Regions from separate parts of the Homo sapiens genome. Here region 2 is linked to region 1. A link is a loop called in an ENCODE intact Hi-C map of the cell type or tissue named here. Cell type or tissue: heart right ventricle. All regions are shown on one strand. Links, peaks and the distances in the headings refer to the core of each region. The heading gives the core; the rest is flanking DNA.

The links. A loop is a pair of places that touch in the nucleus more often than their neighbours do. Peaks named below come from ENCODE experiments on the same cell type or tissue, not always from the same donor. Only the 100,000 strongest peaks of a DNase experiment are listed, where the experiment ranks them.
Region 2: a loop joins it to region 1, with 2.1 times the contacts of the local background. A loop is called at or near these places in 14 of 110 quality-filtered maps.

The regions. Positions count from the first base shown.
Region 1 is chr4:52,540,246-52,549,221 of GRCh38, forward strand. No RefSeq gene overlaps it. Among named protein-coding and RNA genes, the nearest start is that of USP46, 110 kb to the right of the region's middle. In heart right ventricle, for the core only: a CTCF peak has its summit at 5,394 (motif pointing right); DNase peaks (open chromatin) are centred at 5,386 and 6,463; H3K4me3 peaks cover 488 bases; H3K27ac peaks cover 1,543 bases.
Region 2 is chr4:52,595,333-52,604,308 of GRCh38, forward strand. It overlaps USP46 (ubiquitin specific peptidase 46), which reads right to left. Exons shown (of 9, transcript NM_022832.4): 7 at 6,525-6,722; 8 at 3,296-3,374; 9 at 1-2,409. The coding sequence ends at 2,308. Among named protein-coding and RNA genes, the nearest start is that of USP46, 59 kb to the right of the region's middle. In heart right ventricle, for the core only: no CTCF peak of the experiment used is centred there; a DNase peak (open chromatin) is centred at 5,078; H3K27ac peaks cover 1,981 bases.

The DNA.
Region 1 (8,976 bases), core at 4,021-6,520:
GAAGGAGAAATAGAATACTTTATAGACAAGCAAATGCTGAGAGATTTTGTCACCACCAGGCCTGCCCTAAAAGAGCTCCTGAAGGAAGCGCTAAACATGGAAAGGAACAACCGGTACCAGCCGCTGCGAAATCATGCCAAAATGTAAAGACCATCGAGACTAGGAAGAAACTGCATCAACTAATGAGCAAAATCACCAGCTAACATCATAATGACAGGATCAAATTCACACATAACAATATTAACTTTAAATATAAATGGACTAAATTCTGCAATTAAAAGACACAGACTGGCAAGTTGGATAAAGAGTCAAGACCCATCAGTGTGCTGTATTCAGGAAACCCATCTCACGTGCAGAGACACACATAGGCTCAAAATAAAAGGATGGAGGAAGATCTACCAAGCCAATGGAAAACAAAAAAAGGCAGGGGTTGCAATCCTAGTCTCTGATAAAACAGACTTTAAACCAACAAAGATCAAAAAAGTCAAAGAAGGCCATTACATAATGGTAAAGGGATCAATTCAACAAGAGGAGCTAACTATCCTAAATATTTATGCACCCAATACAGGAGCACCCAGATTCATAAAGCAAGTCCTGAGTGACCTACAAAGAGACTTAGACTCCCACACATTAATAATGGGAGACTTTAACACCCCACTGTCAACATTAGACAGATCAACGAGACAGAAAGTCAACAAGGATACCCAGGAATTGAACTCAGCTCTGCACCAAGCAGACCTAATAGACATCTACAGAACTCTCCACCCCAAATCAACAGAATATACATTTTTTTCAGCACCACACCACACCTATTCCAAAATTGACCACATAGTTGGAAGTAAAGCTCTCCTCAGCAAATGTAAAAGAACAGAAATTATAACAAACTATCTCTCAGACCACAGTGCAATCAAACTAGAACTCAGGATTAAGAATCTCACTCAAAGCCGCTCAACTACATGGAAACTGAACAACCTGCTCCTGAATGACTACTGGGTACATAACGAAATGAAGGCAGAAATAAAGATGTTCTTTGAAACCAACGAGAACAAAGACACCACATACCAGAATCTCTGGGACGCATTCAAAGCAGTGTGTAGAGGGAAATTTATAGCACTAAATGCCTACAAGAGAAAGCAGGAAAGATCCAAAATTGACACCCTAACATCACAATTAAAAGAACTAGAAAAGCAAGAGCAAACACATTCCAAAGCTAGCAGAAGGCAAGAAATAACTAAAATCAGAGCAGAACTGAAGGAAATAGAGACACAAAAAACCCTTCAAAAAATCAATGAATCCAGGAGCTGGTTCTTTGAAAGGATCAACAGAATTGATAGACCGCTAGCAAGACTAATAAAGAAAAAAAGAGAGAAGAATCAAATAGACACAATAAAAAATGATAAAGGGGATATCACCACCGATCCCACAGAAATACAAACTATCATCAGAGAATACTACAAACACCTCTACGCTAATAAACTAGAAAATCTAGAAGAAATGGATACATTCCTCGACACATACACTCTCCCAAGACTAAACCAGGAAGAAGTTGAATCTCTGAATAGACCAATAACAGGCTCTGAAATTGTGGCAATAATCAATAGTTTACCAACCAAAAAGAGTCCAGGACCAGATGGATTCACAGCCGAATTCTACCAGAGGTACAAGGAGGAACTGGTACCATTCCTTCTGAAGCTATTCCAATCAATAGAAAAAGAGGGAATCCTCCCTAACTCATTTTATGAGGCCAGCATCATTCTGATACCAAAGCCGGGCAGAGACACAACCAAAAAAGAGAATTTTAGACCAATATCCTTGATGAACATTGATGCAAAAATCCTCAATAAAATACTGGCAAACCGAATCCAGCAGCACATCAAAAAGCTTATCCACCATGATCAAGTGGGCTTCATCCCTGGGATGCAAGGCTGGTTCAATATACGCAAATCAATAAATGCAATCCAGCATATAAACAGAGCCAAAGACAAAAACCACATGATTATCTCAATAGATGCAGAAAAAGCCCTTGACAAAATTCAACAACCCTTCATGCTAAAAACTCTCAATAAATTAGGTATTGATGGGACGTATTTCAAAATAATAAGAGCTATCTATGACAAACCCACAGCCAATATCATTCTGAATGGGCAAAAACTGGAAACATTCCCTTTGAAAACTGGCACAAGACAGGGATGCCCTCTCTCACCGCTCCTATTCAACATAGTGTTGGAAGTTCTGGCCAGGGCAATCAGGCAGGAGAAGGAAATAAAGGGTATTCAATTAGGAAAAGAGGAAGTCAAATTGTCCCTGTTTGCAGACGACATGATTGTTTATCTAGAAAACCCCATCGTCTCAGCCCAAAATCTCCTTAAGCTGATAAGCAACTTCAGCAAAGTCTCAGGATGCAAAATCAATGTACAAAAATCACAAGCATTCTTATACACCAACAACAGACAAACAGAGAGCCAAATCATGAGTGAACTCCCATTCACAATTGCTTCAAAGAGAATAAAATACCTAGGAGTCCAACTTACAAGGGACGTGAAGGACCTCTTCAAGGAGAACTAAAAACCACTGCTCAAGGAAATAAAAGAGGACACAAACAAATGGAAGAACATTCCATGCTCATGGGTAGGAAGAATCAATATCGTGAAAATGGCCATACTGCCCAAGGTAATTTACAGATTCAATGCCATCCCCATCAAGCTACCAATGACTTTCTTCACAGAATTGGAAAAAACTACTTTAAAGTTCATATGGAACCAAAAAAGAGCCCGCATCGCCAAGTCAATCCTAAGCCAAAAGAACAAAGCTGGAGGCATCACACTACCTGACTTCAAACTATACTACAAGGCTACAGTAACCAAAACAGCATGGTACTGGTACCAAAACAGAGATATAGATCAATGGAACAGAACAGAGCCCTCAGAAATAATGCCACATATCTACAACTATCTGATCTTTGACAAACCTGAGAAAAACAAGCAATGGGGAAAGGATTCCCTATTTAATAAATGGTGCTGGGAAAACTGGCTAGCCATATGTAGAAAGCTGAAACTGGATCCCTTCCTTACACCTTATACAAAAATCAATTCAAGATGGATTAAAGATTTAAACGTTAGACCTAAAACCATAAAAACCCTAGAAGAAAACCTAGGCATTACCATCCAGGACATAGGCGTGGGCAAGGACTTCATGTCTAAAACACCAAAAGCAATGGCAACAAAAGCCAAAATTGACAAATGGGATCTAATTAAACTAAAGAGCTTCTGCACAGCAAAAGAAACTACCATCAGAGTGAACAGGCAACCTACAACATGGGAGAAAATTTTCGCAACCTACTCATCTGACAAAGGGCTAATATCCAGAATCTACAATGAACTCAAACAAATTTACAAGAAAAAAACAAACAACCCCATCAAAAAGTGGGCGAAGGACATGAACAGACACTTCTCAAAAGAAGACATTTATGCAGCCAAAAAACACATGAAGAAATGCTCATCATCACTGGCCATCAGAGAAATGCAAATCAAAACCACTATGAGATATCATCTCACACCAGTTAGAATGGCAATCATTAAAAAGTCAGGAAACAACAGGTGCTGGAGAGGATGTGGAGAAATAGGAACACTTTTACACTGTTGGTGGGACTGTAAACTAGTTCAACCATTGTGGAAGTCAGTGTGGCGATTCCTCAGGGATCTAGAACTAGAAATACCATTTGACCCAGCCATCCCATTACTGGGTATATACCCAAAGGACTATAAATCATGCTGCTATAAAGACACATGCACACGTATGTTTATTGTGGCACTATTCACAATAGCAAAGACTTGGAACCAACCCAAATGTCCAACGATAGACTGGATTAAGAAAATGTGGCACATATACACCATGGAATACTATGCAGCCATAAAAAATGATGAGTTCATGTCCTTTGTAGGGACATGGATGAAATTGGAAACCATCATTCTCAGTAAACTATCGCAAGAACAAAAAACCAAACACCGCATATTGTCACTCATAGGTTGGAACTGAACAATGAGATCACTTGGACACAGGAAGGGGAATATCACACTCTGGGGACTGTGGTGGGGTCGGGGGAGGGGGGAGGGATAGCATTGGGAGATATACCTAATGCTAGATGACACGTTAGTGGGTGCAGCGCACCAGCATGGCACACGTATACATATGTAACTAACCTGCACAATGTGCACATGTACCCTAAAACTTAGAGTATAATAAAAAAAAAAAAAAATTAAAAAAAAAAAAAAAAGAGGAAGTGAATAAATGTATTCATGTATATATTTTTTCTAATCTGGACAAAAATTTAAGGTTGAATTCACAGCCAACAGTAATAAAATATGTTAATTCCTGAGAAAAAAAAAAAAAAAAGAATGTGTTATAGGCCTGGAGTGGTGGCTCATCCTTGTAATCCCAGTACTGTTCAAGGCTGAGGCAGGAGGTTTGCTTGAGCCCAGGAGTTCAAGATCAGCCTAGGCAACATAGTGGGACCCCATTTCAACAAAAAAATACAAAAATTAGCCATGTGTGGTGGTGCATGCCTGTACTCTCAGCTACTCAGGAGGCTGAGGCAGATGATCACTTGAGCCTCAAAGGTTGAGACTACTGTGAGCTATGATCGCACCACTGCACTCCAGCTTGGGCGACTCTAGAAGAACCCCATCTTAAAACAACAACAACAACAACGAATGCTTTATAGAGTGTACTGGTCAGGACTCTTGGTCAAACGGGGAAAAAACTCAATTTGGACTAGCCTAAGCTAACACTCCCCTCTCTCTCCTGTCTGTCTGTCTTCTCTCTCTCTCTCTCTCTCTTTCCCTCTCTCTCTCTCTCTCTCCCTCTCTGTCTTTGAGACAGGGTCTCCAGGCTGGAGTGCAATGGTGCAATCACAGCTCACTACAACCTCCAAGTCCTAGACTCAAGCGATCCTCCCACCTCAGCCTCCCCCAAGAGCAGCTTGGACCACAGGCCTGTTCCAACACACCCAGCCCCTCCTCCTGAGTCTGCTCCTCCTGGCTTGTCGGGCACCTTCTCACAGGCCTGCTGTCTCCTTGAGGCTGAATCCTGAGAGCACAGATCCTGTGTTCACATCCTCGCAGCTTCACCTGCCCAGATGACAGACACTCAGAGCAATTGCTATGACCAGAAGGGGACAGTCAGCTCCTATTTGAATCAAATGTTGAACTTTTGGCAAGAGATGTGGGGCAGACCGAGCAAGCCCACTAAAGGAGTTGTTGGGGTCCCCCACACTAACACTTTGCATCTGCTGCCGGAGCCGTTATTGCCCTCACTGTCTCAGATTTGGCCAGCACTTAGTGGCTGCACAGGGACACTTCCCCTCTAGACCTGCTGCTCCCCTTTAGCCCAGTAGGAGGCAGCATTGCCCCTCCTTGCCCTACGACTCGCTGGACTGATTCCAGGCTTCCAGCTCAGCAGGAAGAGGATCCATTAAAAAGATTTTATCTTCGGAAAACCTTATCACCCCTCAAATGTCAAGACTTTCAGAAATTAATCTAGAGTTTTCTCCTTTTCAGGTCTCAAATTTTAAAACAGAATCATAAAATGCTAGAGCCAGGAGGAGCCTCTGGAGTCCTGTCACATCCAGCCCTCTGTTTTAAAGATGAATAGATCGACCAAGGCAGAGACTCAAATACATATTCTAACATTTGGTACCAGATTGCGAAGTCATTGGAACCGAGCATAAAAAGCTATCAAGGAGAGATAAAAGATCTGAAGGAAAGGTTGCGTATCAATTTCTGGAAAGCTGGACTAAACTTTTAATGGAAAACAATTATTTTATAAAAAGGTAAAGAGAAAAGGTGAAATTTTAAAAATAGGTTAAGTAATACTTCAATAATATTTAACCTACATATCAAATATACTATTATTTCACCATGTAGTCAGTAAAGACACCTGTGAATAAGATCTTTTGCATTCTTTTTCTGTACTAAATCTTTGAGATCTGGTGAGTATTGTACAGTTATAGCATATCTCAATTTGGACAAGCCATGTCTCAAGTGCTTAGTAGCCACATGCAGCCAGTGGCTACTGTGTTGGATGGTGCAGAATTGAAAAACAGGTTAGTACAGAACCTTGTGGAGCCCTCAGGACAAGCTGCACAGACATTTGAGCTCACCCAGGGCATTCTGGGGAAATGTCTTATACCAACAGAATATAAGGGGCTGATATATTTTACCAAAAAGAGCTTCCTGTTTGAAAAAAAATATATACTTTTCACCCCATCTCCTCTCCTCAGATAAGCTGCAGAAGGATGCATGATCATCGCATCATTATTATTCTTAAACAATGAACTGAAGTGGACCAGTCAAGTGAATGCCAAAGGGAGTTTGATGGAAGAGGCTGTCCTGTTCTCGCCTAGAGTGACCTCACAATCTGTGGCCCAGGAGGATTTTATAAGATATCAGCATGCCTGTGGAGAACAAATGAATAGTTTTTTCCTTAGTGCTAAAAACACCAGAGGCAATTTTCACATACCCACCCTTCGTTTTTACAGGACGTGGTGGGGGAGTCAGGCTGTAATCACAGTGTGTTAACTGAGGATAAAATAGAGAGCATCAGCTAGATTGCTCTTTCTTGAAAACAACAGCCAAAAAAGAAAAACAGCACTCAGGATTTTGAGTCGTTTTGCATGCTCAGGAGAGGATGGCAGTTTCAAGCACAACATCAAGAGGAAGGACAAAGTTGAGCCCAACTGGGCACCAGCAAGGAGTGGGTGCACCCATCCATGCCTCCACGCTCCTAAAAATGAGGGCTCCCGTCATTTTGGGGTAGTGGGTGTTTCACAGCCTGTTCTCCTCAGCAGCTTTGAAATTCCGCGTTCTGAGTTCTGGTAGTGTAGCCTGGCACAGAGTTGCAGGGACAAGGTTTGTTCGCACCCTAATCTCCTACCCCAGCCTGCTGTCTTCCTGGCTGCCCCACAATCTGAAGTCGAGGGTTTCTCACTAAACACTGAGCAGAGCGGCAGGCAGACCTTGACCTTGCCTCATACGTTCAAGTGAAATAAGCAACCACCCTAAAAAAGAAACCAAGTTTTGCCTTTGTTGATGGATTCCTCCTTCTATGGAAGTATCTGTGATAAGGATACTGTCATCCTGAACCACTGAGTCCTTTGTTCCAAAAATAGTGATTGACAGTCATTGATCACTTACTGCCGGGTGCCTATAGTAACTCATTTAAAGCTCTGCATAATAGTCCTTCCACAGCCGGTTGTGGTGGCTCACACCTGTAATCCCAGCACTTTAGGAGCCTGAGGTGGGCGGATCACTTGAGGTCAAGAGTTCAAGACCAGCCTGGCCAACATGGCGAAACCCTGTCTCTACTAAAAATACAAAATTAGCTGGGCTTTGTGGCAAGCGCCTGTAATCCCAGCTACTCGGGAGGTTGAGGCACAAGAATTGCTTGAACCTGGGAGGCAGAAGTTGCAGTGAGTTGAGATCACACCACTGCACTCCAGCCTGGGCAACAAGAGCAAAACTCCATCTCAAAAAATAATAATAATAATAATAAATAAAAATAAAATAAAATAAATAAAAATAAATTAACCAGTTATGGTGGCTCACACATGTAGTCCCAGCTACTCAGGAGGCTGAGGCAGGAGAGTCGCTTGAACCCAGGAGGCAGAGGTTGCAGTGAGCTGAGATTGTGCCATTGCAATCCAGCCTGGGCAACATAGAGAGATTCTGTCCAATAATAATAATAACAGTAATAGTCCCTCCAAACTATCCTAAGTGCTTTGTATACTGTATTAAAGTCCTAGGTTCGCCATAACAAAGTACCACAGACTGGGTGGCTTCAACAACAGAAATTGTATTTTTCCACAGTTCTGGAGGCCAGGCATCCAAGATCTAGGTGTCAGCAGTTTTGGTTTCTTCTGAAGCTATGAAGGAGACTCTGTTCCACACCCCTCTCCCAGCTTCTGGGGGTTTGCTGGCAATCTTTGGTATTCCTTGGCTTGTAGATGCAACACCCTAGTCTCTGCCTTTGCCTTCACATGGCATTTTCCCTTTGTATGTCTGTATCCAAATCTCTCCTTTTCAAAAGGGCACTGGTCATGCTGGATTAGGGCACACACTAATAACTTTATTTTAAGTTGATTACTTCTGTGAAGACCCTGTTTTCAAATAAGGTCACCTTCTGAGGTCTTGGAGGTTAGGACTCCAGTTTGTTTTGAGGGGGACACAATTCAACCCATAACACACATATTAACTCATTTGTCTTTCCAACAGCCCTTCAAGGCATCTTCCTGGATAATTTATCCCATTTGCAGAAGAGGGCACCTGGGACACAGAGAAAGTAAATGACTGGCCAAGGTCACTGTATTAGTCGGTTTTCATGCAGCTGATAAAGACATACCTGAGACTGGGTAATTTATAATGAAAAAGAGGTTTAACGAACTCACAGTTCCATGTGGCTAGGGAGGCCTCATAATCATGGCAGAAAGCAAAAGGCACTTCTTACATGGCGGCAGCAAGACAGAAAACTTGTGCAGGGAAACTCTCCTTTATGAAACCATCAGATCTTTTGAAACTTATTCACTGTCACGAGAACAGCACAGGAAAGACCTGCCTCCATGATTCAATTACCTCCCACCAGGTCCCTCCCAAGACGTGGGAATTGTGTGAACTATGATTCAAGATAAGATTTGGGTGAGGACACAGCCAAACCATAGCAGTTACCAAGTTGGCAGTTGGTGGAGTCCCACAGGCTGTCTAGTTTGAGTGAGTCTGCTGTGCAACCCCATATGTATTGTTATTACTGTCTCAGATTTACACCTGAGGAAACCAAAATATACAGGTCACAAAACCCACCAGTATTACACAGTGAGTCATTGGCAGAGCTGGAGTTTGAACCCACTGCTATTCGGCTTCAGCACCTGAGCTGGTAATCACTAAACTATGTGACTTCTCTTACATAAAAATATCTTCCCAGAATTCA
Region 2 (8,976 bases), core at 4,067-6,566, 55 kb after region 1:
AGAAGGAAGAGGGAAAAAATTAGCAGATAGCTCTAAATTTTAAAAAGCTGATGGAGTGTTGCTGGAGAAGTGTGTTTTGGTCTTTTTCCAATCTTCTTTTCCTGCACCATACAACTGTTTTAATGTGTTTGCAATATTTTCTTATACTTACCCTTTTTCGTTCCAAAAATCTATCCATGAATGCTGAATTTTAACTGACTCTTTCTATTAAAAGGAATTACTTCGATTAAATAACTGGGAAAAACATTTTGCACAACCAAATAGAAAAGAAATATCCTGAACTTATGACTTAGCATTTAAACATTACTTCTACAGCCTTCCAACTGAAATATTTTTTCTAATAAATTAGCTTCAAGAGGTGTTTCAAAGATAATTTTAATAACTTTTCTTATGAATCAGTTCCAAATATATTAGAGACCAACCATCATGTTCTTAAAACTTTGTAACTTGCAGTCAAATATATGGATTCTATATAGTACAAACATTTCCCTACATCAATCACCTTCAGTTGGAAAGTGCCTCTCCTTAAAAAGAGATCAAAACTCACCTTCCAGGTAGTGATTACTGCGTAAGTTTCATGGAGGAAAAAAAAATATTTATAAATGTGAAATTGCCTCTAAACAAGGCAAGGTACATTTCCATCACTTGTATAAAACAATAACATGAAGATCACCCTGTTTTGTCTTCTCCAGTGAAAAGTAAAACATTTCACTTCAAGCATAAACAAACGAAATGTTGGCATGCTTACTTAAGTTCTGAGCAATAAACAGTTCAAGATATTTCAAAGATAAGAAATCCAGTTTTCATCTAGATAAAGTGCTATCCTCTTCATTGTTGCAAAATGGCCACTAACATTTTCCATTTCAATTTTAGTTCACATTATGCCCAAAGTTTGCATGTTCATCAGTGGATGCATTAGGTAACAAAAATATGTTCACAGTTTATTATAGTGTATGGAAGTTAAGTGGCTTCTAAAGGAAGCCAAGATCTATGACTCAAAAACCAGCTCAACAGCAAAACACCAAATGACCCTTTTAAAGGTACCAATATTCAAATGCTCTAATAAATACATATATAACAAAAGTGAAAAAAGTAACTATAGTGAGATGAGGTTCTTCCAAAAAAATTCTGTCTTGTCAAGCATTCTAGGAGTCTGAGCCAAAGAAACAGCGCCATTTTGTTCATTCCTCCCCCTGCCCACGGACACTTCCTTTGAGCCACCTCTATACCCAGCTAACTCTGGTATTCCCTCTAGGGAAGGTTCTGTATCAGCCCTGGGACTCGCCAGTGCCTCAGTAAACAGACGGACTATGTTAAAAAGTTAAGTTGTACAACGTGCTGATGGCTGGAAAGATGTAGTACCTTTGTTATTCCTGATAAGGAACAATGCCGTGCTGACTGGCTAAGGGGAGGTTTGCCAGCCCTGCAGCCATTGACTGCCACATCAGCAGGATTGGAAAGATACCTTGAAAAGCTTAGCAGTGCCGGATACAGGATAAATACAACTCACAGGGCCTTACATAAGTGTCACTGAAAATAAACAACATAGAGTTATTTTCCTGAAACTTGGTTTTGGTAGAAAGGTACGAAAATAACTTTTCATTGTCCACAAAAACTTCCTCCTCTTGACTTTGTCTGCCCTGAGCCTTCTTAGCCCCTGGAATTGTAATGGCTAGGTCAGCACAGCCCAGTGCCAATGCCAGCCAACACCAGCCGCCACGGACAGCTTCTCTTCACCCTGTTTCATGTCAAGGATGATTTTAATATCGAGGTTACTCACTTTTCAACATTTTCACTTGCACAAACTTAAAGCTATACTTGCACCCCTAAAAGGTGAATATCTACCCAATTCTTCTGTCCTTGTATCAGAAGAGAGGCAGAGAAGCTGAAAATGGGTAGCAATGCTTCCAGGGACAAGTTAAAGGAATGCATTGTAAGAAGACCCTGGAAGCCATAGAAGTTTAGCAAACACCTAAAACAGACCGTAGACATTCATAGGAAATGTCATTCTAATACAGCCAGACATAATGAATGGCATAGCTTTCACCCAGTCCTAAAATTAGCAACCGTTATTCATATAAATCAGACTACAATCTGATTGCAGTTAACTCTATGTCAGACTGAAATAAAACCAAGAGTAGTGCTGCATGTAAAAACACAAAAGGAGAGAGTCTAACACAGCCAGACCATTGAGACTCGGAGTGATACCATTAGTGGGCCACTGGGGAAGAGGAAAGCCTGCGGAGAAGCCGGGTGACAGTGCTGTGAACATTCTCCCCACGTGAATCAGTCCCGCAGGTCTTTCAGTTACTCTCTTGACTGATAGAATAAAATATATCCAGATTCTGAATTTTTTGATATATCTGACGTCAGGCCATAGAATTCTTCAATAGCTTGAGCATCTATTTTCTGCAATAAAGGAGAAAGAAAACAACACAATTACTTAACATGATTCCTGGGGAAAGGAAATAAAAACTAATGGAATATATATTAAAATGCAAGGAACACAATTTGTTATGAAATCATCATTAGGAACTTTCAATAGCAAATGGAGAATTCCACAGACTTGGCTAAAGGACATCATCACATAAATTGTACATCTCTGGGAAAGAAGGCAATGCCTTCATGCATTAGCAACCCTGTGTGGGCACTCTTTGAAGAACAAGCCAAGACATCTCCCAGATGGTAAACTGATGGGTCCTGGAAATAGCCCTAAGTCTTTTCGGCCACCAGAGTTCATCTCTTTTGGTGTTATTCCACTAAAACTGCTACCTTAGTGGGTTAAAATAGATCATGTCTTTGAGTGTAGAATTCATTCCAGCTAGTATTCTTTTATAACAAAATCAATACATAGAATGTATTGGTATAATATAAAGATTTCCAGATCCAACAGACTGAATAAAATATTTTAAACAATAATCAATACAAGAAAAATTTGTTATAATAATTTTAATACAACTTTGAAGTCTATTGTTTGCCCTGTATCAGAGGGGGCTTTAGTCATGATAAGAAACAAGACTTAGACTGAAGTCTGATTTACGGTGGCACAGATAGAGAGATCCCATGTCTATGGATGAACCGTGGAGAACACAGCGTCAGTGAGTCCATGATCACACCCCTTCTCCCTTTCCATGGAGCATGGGGATTAGCAGAATTTGGTTTTGAATACAAATTTAAGTTGTTTTCAAATTACATTATGGGGAAACAGGCCTATTTTAGAAAATGTCTATACATACACATTCTCCGAAATACTACTGATGCTCTATGACTACTGGAGAATAATCTGCAAACCAACCTCTACAATGTCATCATCAAACAAAAGCCAGAAGCCGTGACTTTTCACAATAGTGATATAATGCCCACGATTAGGACCACTGGAAAAGAACAAATAAAAGGCAGTTAGCAAGTTAACATTTATCTCTTTATAAAACTCTACTTAGCTCTTTATAAGCAGTGATTCTCTGGGAAAAAAAACTATGTCATCAGCGTAAAGAACTTGGCATATAGCTCATGTCTATGTTTACAACACCATGCTGGACACAGGGGAATACAAAAGTGTGCAGAAGAGATGTCTCCTAAGGACTCATAATCCAGCAGCAAAAACAGACACTCAAATTCAGCAAATATTAACAAAAAATTACTCTCTACGTATTCTGTGCCAGGCCCTATTCTAGCTGTCAGGGGAAGAAGCAGTGAACAAAACAAAGACCCCACTTACTTAGGACTTGGGGTAGGGGCTAGATTGGCAATACACAAACTAAACTTATAAATGTATGTCAAGTGGTGAGAAGTGTCATGGAGAAGGATGAAGCAGGGTAATGGGATATGAGTGATGGGAGGAGGTAATATTTGATGGAAAGTGAAGGGAGGCCACTTTGATAATGTGAGTAGAAGGAAATTTCCCTGAAGGAAATGGCAGGGGGAGGGGTAGGGGTGGGGGTCAGGGCGTGGAGAGAAGCCATGTGACTCTGGGATGGAAGTTTCAGAAATAGGGAATAGCAAGTGCAAAGGCCTGGGGTGGGCGAGTAGCACTTGGTGTGTTCAGGAAGAGCAGAGAGGCCAAAGGAGGCCAGAGCAGCAGAGTGAGCGAGGCGGGGAAGACCAGAGGGGGCTGAGGGGCAGGCGCAGTAGAAGGAATTGCAGGTAAGATTTTAGGCTTTGCTTGAGCAAGCCAGGAAGAAATGGGGAATTTTAAGGAGTTGTATGATCTATGCTTTAGAAAGACATTAATAAACCAATATGCATAGTAACAAGTGTTAAAAAGCCGTATACTATGCTATATGGAAAAAAGCAGAAAGGACAACTAAGCACCTGTTACTATGTAGTTAGGTTAGATTTGCACAAGTGAGGAGATTTCAATCCTAAACCTAAAACTGTTTTTTAATGCACTGTTAAAGTTGAAAAAGCCAAACTTCCCCCTCTGTTTACCCTCTTTCAACACAAGATGATGGCAATGATCTGTTCCTGCCCTTTCTCCAGCCTCCTCCAGCTACTGTCTCCCTTTCCCTCTGAGCTCCAGCCCATCTGGCTCCTCTCACACACTGCCCCCTTCATATTATGGGCCTTTGCATTGCTGTAAACTCTGCCAGAGATAATCCTCCCCCAACTGCATTCTATTTAGCCCTGTGCTCAAATGTCACCTCCCCAGATGAATCTCTGCTGACCAACTCACCTGAAGATGTATCTCCCATCACTCACTCCCTCATCTCCCTGCTTATTCCTGATAGCACTGATCAAAATCATAAATTATCTGCAGTGGTTTGTTTTTGGGGGTAGCAGGGTGGTGTGTTTATTTGTTCATTATCAGTCTTTCCAGATAGATTATAAGCTTTGTGAGGGCAGGGTCCCTGTGCTGTGTGTCTTTTCGTTACTCTATTTTCAGATCCTGGCATGGAATCCAGAATATATGAGCTTAAAAAAAAACTTGCAGCAGAAATCAGTGCATGAGGCTATGCACCTGCTGCAACTGTGGGCCAGGAGGTCCTGGCATGGAAGGGAAGGCAGGCCCAGCTCCCTAACCTCAAAGCTTTCCAGTGCTACCTGGAAGCCACCCAATCCGCAAGCATAGGCCAGCCCTGCTCCACATAGGAGAACAATGCTACTTCTGTGGGGAGGAGTTTGAAGAATCCTAGTTAGTGGCATGCATGACTTGGCACCAACTGAGCTCTGCTACCAGGGCTCTTCTGACCTTGTGCTCACATTACAGAAACTGACCTTAGAGAACCCAACCTCCCGCTGAACGTCCAGTTCCCTTACCTGTGTCTCTGCCAGTCCTCCCAAGGATTTGAATTGGGCACCCACAGAGACCCACACTGAAAGTCCTGTGTACCCTGTGCAAGGGGCCCTCCTGTCCACACCACCCCTGCCACCCACTTTAGCCACAATGCCCACCAGGTCCCAGGCTCTGCCTGCCCTAAGATCTTCCCCAACCCTGCACCAATGTGAGGCCTCATCCAGTGCTCAAGGCTGGGTTCCAGATCACTGGAACCCTGTGTTCTTCAAAAGAATAACAGGTGTTCTTTAGGGAGAACACCACAAAACTGGCATATAACTAGCCAATAAATATCATTTTACTGAGAATACAAGAAAATATCCAGTGACTTAAAGTTAATACACACAGGATAAAATATGGGGTGCTTCAGATGTGAAGTTATACAGTTTCTGATGCCATCTACCCTAGTACACAATTAAAAATATATCAACCTATTCCTCTGCGTGGCAATGGTAGTCTCCTGGTAATGGTGTATTCACCATAATCCGACCTTAACAGATGGAGGAGAAAGACTCTTGCTCTATGACATGCCCCAATCTAAAACCTATGAGGGCAGGGGGAAAGCTGTGCCTACTCCCAAGACAGAACATAAACCTGTCCCAACTGAGCAAAGAATAACAAACAGGTGAATTTTCAAGATACTTTTCTTCCCTTATACCAAATTATGGAATAAAAAATAGCTGCTCAAAGGAATTTTGGCAAAATGCTTTGCCTCTCCATATCTAGAGGCCTTCTCTCTCTTATCTTTTTTCTGATTATATACTTATTACAGAATGTTGGGGAAAGACCAAAAATAACAAAGAATATTTTTTAAGAATATATTTTTAATCACTCAAAGTGCCAAAAAATTATTAAATTTGATCCATTGCTTCTAGTCTTTATTTACACATCTTAAAATACTTTTGAGATCATACTGTAAATGCAACTTGGCTTTTTAAAAATTAAAATCATAGCATAGACATTTATTTCTCCATGTTATTTCAAATTCTTCATAACCATCGTTTTCATGCAATGGAGATTTATTAAGTAATTTCTCTCATGATAGAACATTTAGATTATCATTACTGGAATGCTCTTTATTTTATGTGCCTGCAGGCATGTTTATATATTTTTTGTGATGATCAGTAAGAGTTTGGCAGAGATCCCAAAACTATTGAGTGCCACGGCCCAGGAAAGGTGCAGCTGGGTATACTTCAGCGAAGAGGCAACCCTTACACTTACCCTGTATACCTGCTTCCAGTCTTGCCCTTACCTGCCACAGTGAACGACCACCGCAACCAAGTCATACATGCGGTCCAGGTTCACTGCATCACTGGAGGTGTTGAAGAGCCGGAGTTCCAGAGGGAAGACCACACGGTAAGACAGCTTGGTGTATCTGTGCAGCTGCTCCATGTACTTGAACCGCTTTAGGTGCAGGGCCAAGATCATGGGCAGCTTTTTTACCCTCATCCTAAGAAACCAAGAAATAGAAAATCAGTTGTACCCAACACCTATTAGGGGAAGAGAATACACTGTCATCTGCACAAACAGAATAGTAGGAGGTTCTATCCAACTTCAAACCAGCAAACAACCAAACAGTTTGCAAGGATAAAAGTATGCTGGCATATATAGAGCTGACTTATCCTACATCCCTGGCTCCCAGCAGGAGAAATGTACAATGGTGTGTGTCTGTTTGTTGGAAGGAGACGTTCCAGAATTTTTGTACAAATAAAAATAGGCTGTGCAATTGTTCTCCATCACTGCCCTGTGCCTTCCAGAGAGAAATGATATTTGGACAATCTACCCCCTGAGATGATGGAGAGGAAGGTTGAGAGCTTTTGAGAACAGGAAGCTGGGAAGAGGACAAGGTAGATGATGCCGACTGCTGGACTTACAGGTTCTGAGGACTGGCAGGAGGATGGATGCTTCTGACACACACTCTTGGGCATCGGGACACCAAGCGTGCCAGGCTCACTCTCATTCCGACCCTTGTGATCTTGGGCAAGTCACTTCCCTTCTCTAGCTCTCAGTTTCCTTATTTATAAAATGCAGGGGTTGGCTTAGGGCTACATTTCACAAACTGGGCTCAGGAGAGCACTGGAGATGTTAACAGATGTGGTGTTTCTGTGGCTAAGTAAGTTTGGATGATGCTACTTTCTGCTTTGAAGATCCTATGTGTACATTACCAGACTGAAGACTTTGAGAAATCCTGCAGTAAAGGAATTGTTCTGTTGTTTGATGTTGCACTTCCCAAACTTATATAAACATAGAAAAGTTTTTTTACTAGGTGACCATTAACATTTCTCAGTAAAAAGTCGCAAAGGCAACAGTTTATGCAGAGTACACTGCTAGAATAGAGGGTCTTCCAGTTACCTTCCAGCCCCCATTCCATGAATGTACTGAATTAAGTGTAAATGCCATTTAGTTTGTGTACATTTTTAATGCATAGTATGTGAAAAAGACAAATTTTAGAAGAATAGTTTTAAGGAATCTATTAAGGAAAAGCCCTGTTCATATAAATAAGCAAGTAAAACAACAGTAGAGAAATAAGAAGTATGGGGAACCCCATGTTTTATGGGAACACATGACATTGCAATATATAAACCCCCCAGGGCTGAACAAAAAATGTCTTAATGCCACAAAGGAAGACCCCAGGCCAGCCTTAGGCAGATTGAGGTTATAAGGATGGGGGACAGACATGAGTGACCTTCTTTACTAACAAAAGGTATCTACCTACCTCCTTGAGGACTGCCCGCTAAGGTGACTAACCATCTGTAAGTTTTGCAGCAAAGAAAAGTGTACATGTTTGGAGTGAACGCCTGGGAAGGCTGGGCAGAGAAATGATCTCAACCTCAGGTCTAGACCCCTGAGGGTTTTAGACAGCAGTATTGAGCATCTGCCAGCTGCCTTGAATACTCCAGAACCACTGACAAGATAGATTTAACTCACAGGAAGCCTTCGCAGGATGACTGAAATGGCAACTTTCCTGGCTTGTAGGAGCAGATTAATGGGGGTTATTCCAGATTTTCCAAGAACTGTAACTGTCTAGTGTGCAGGAAAGGTGGTGCAATAACTTTCTAACTTTCTTATCACCTGTTCTTTTTCTTTTTTCTTTTTTTGATACAGAGTCTCACTCTGTCACCCAGGCTGGAGTGCAGTAGTACGATCTCAGCTCACTGTAACCTCTGCCTCCTGGGCTTAAGTGATTCTCCTGCCTCAGCCTCCCGAGTAGGTGGGATCATAGGCACCTGGCACCATGCCCAGCTAATTTTTGTGTTTTTAGTAGAGACGGGGTTTCACCATGTTGGCCAGGCTGGTCTCAAACTCCTGACCTCAAATGATCGGCCTGTCTTGGCCTCCCAAAATGCTGGGATTATAGGTGTGAGCCACTGTGCCCAGCCTCTAATCACCTATTCTTATAACTGATGTGTTAATAATTTCCTCATGAGTCCTTATGAAATGATATATATTTTTTAAACCTCTGTCTCTAAATAAGAGGTCCTAATGTTTAAGCAATACAAACAAAAATAATATTGGGTGTCTACTATGTGTTATATACTCTGCTAAGTACTTTATATAATTTACCTTTAATCTCAAGAGAATAGTGATTATATTTAATCATTACTTGTTTATCTAGCATAATATCTGGCACATGGCAGGGCTCAACAAATATTTGCTGAATGACTGAATGAATAAACAAATAAGTAAACAATCGGACAGACAAC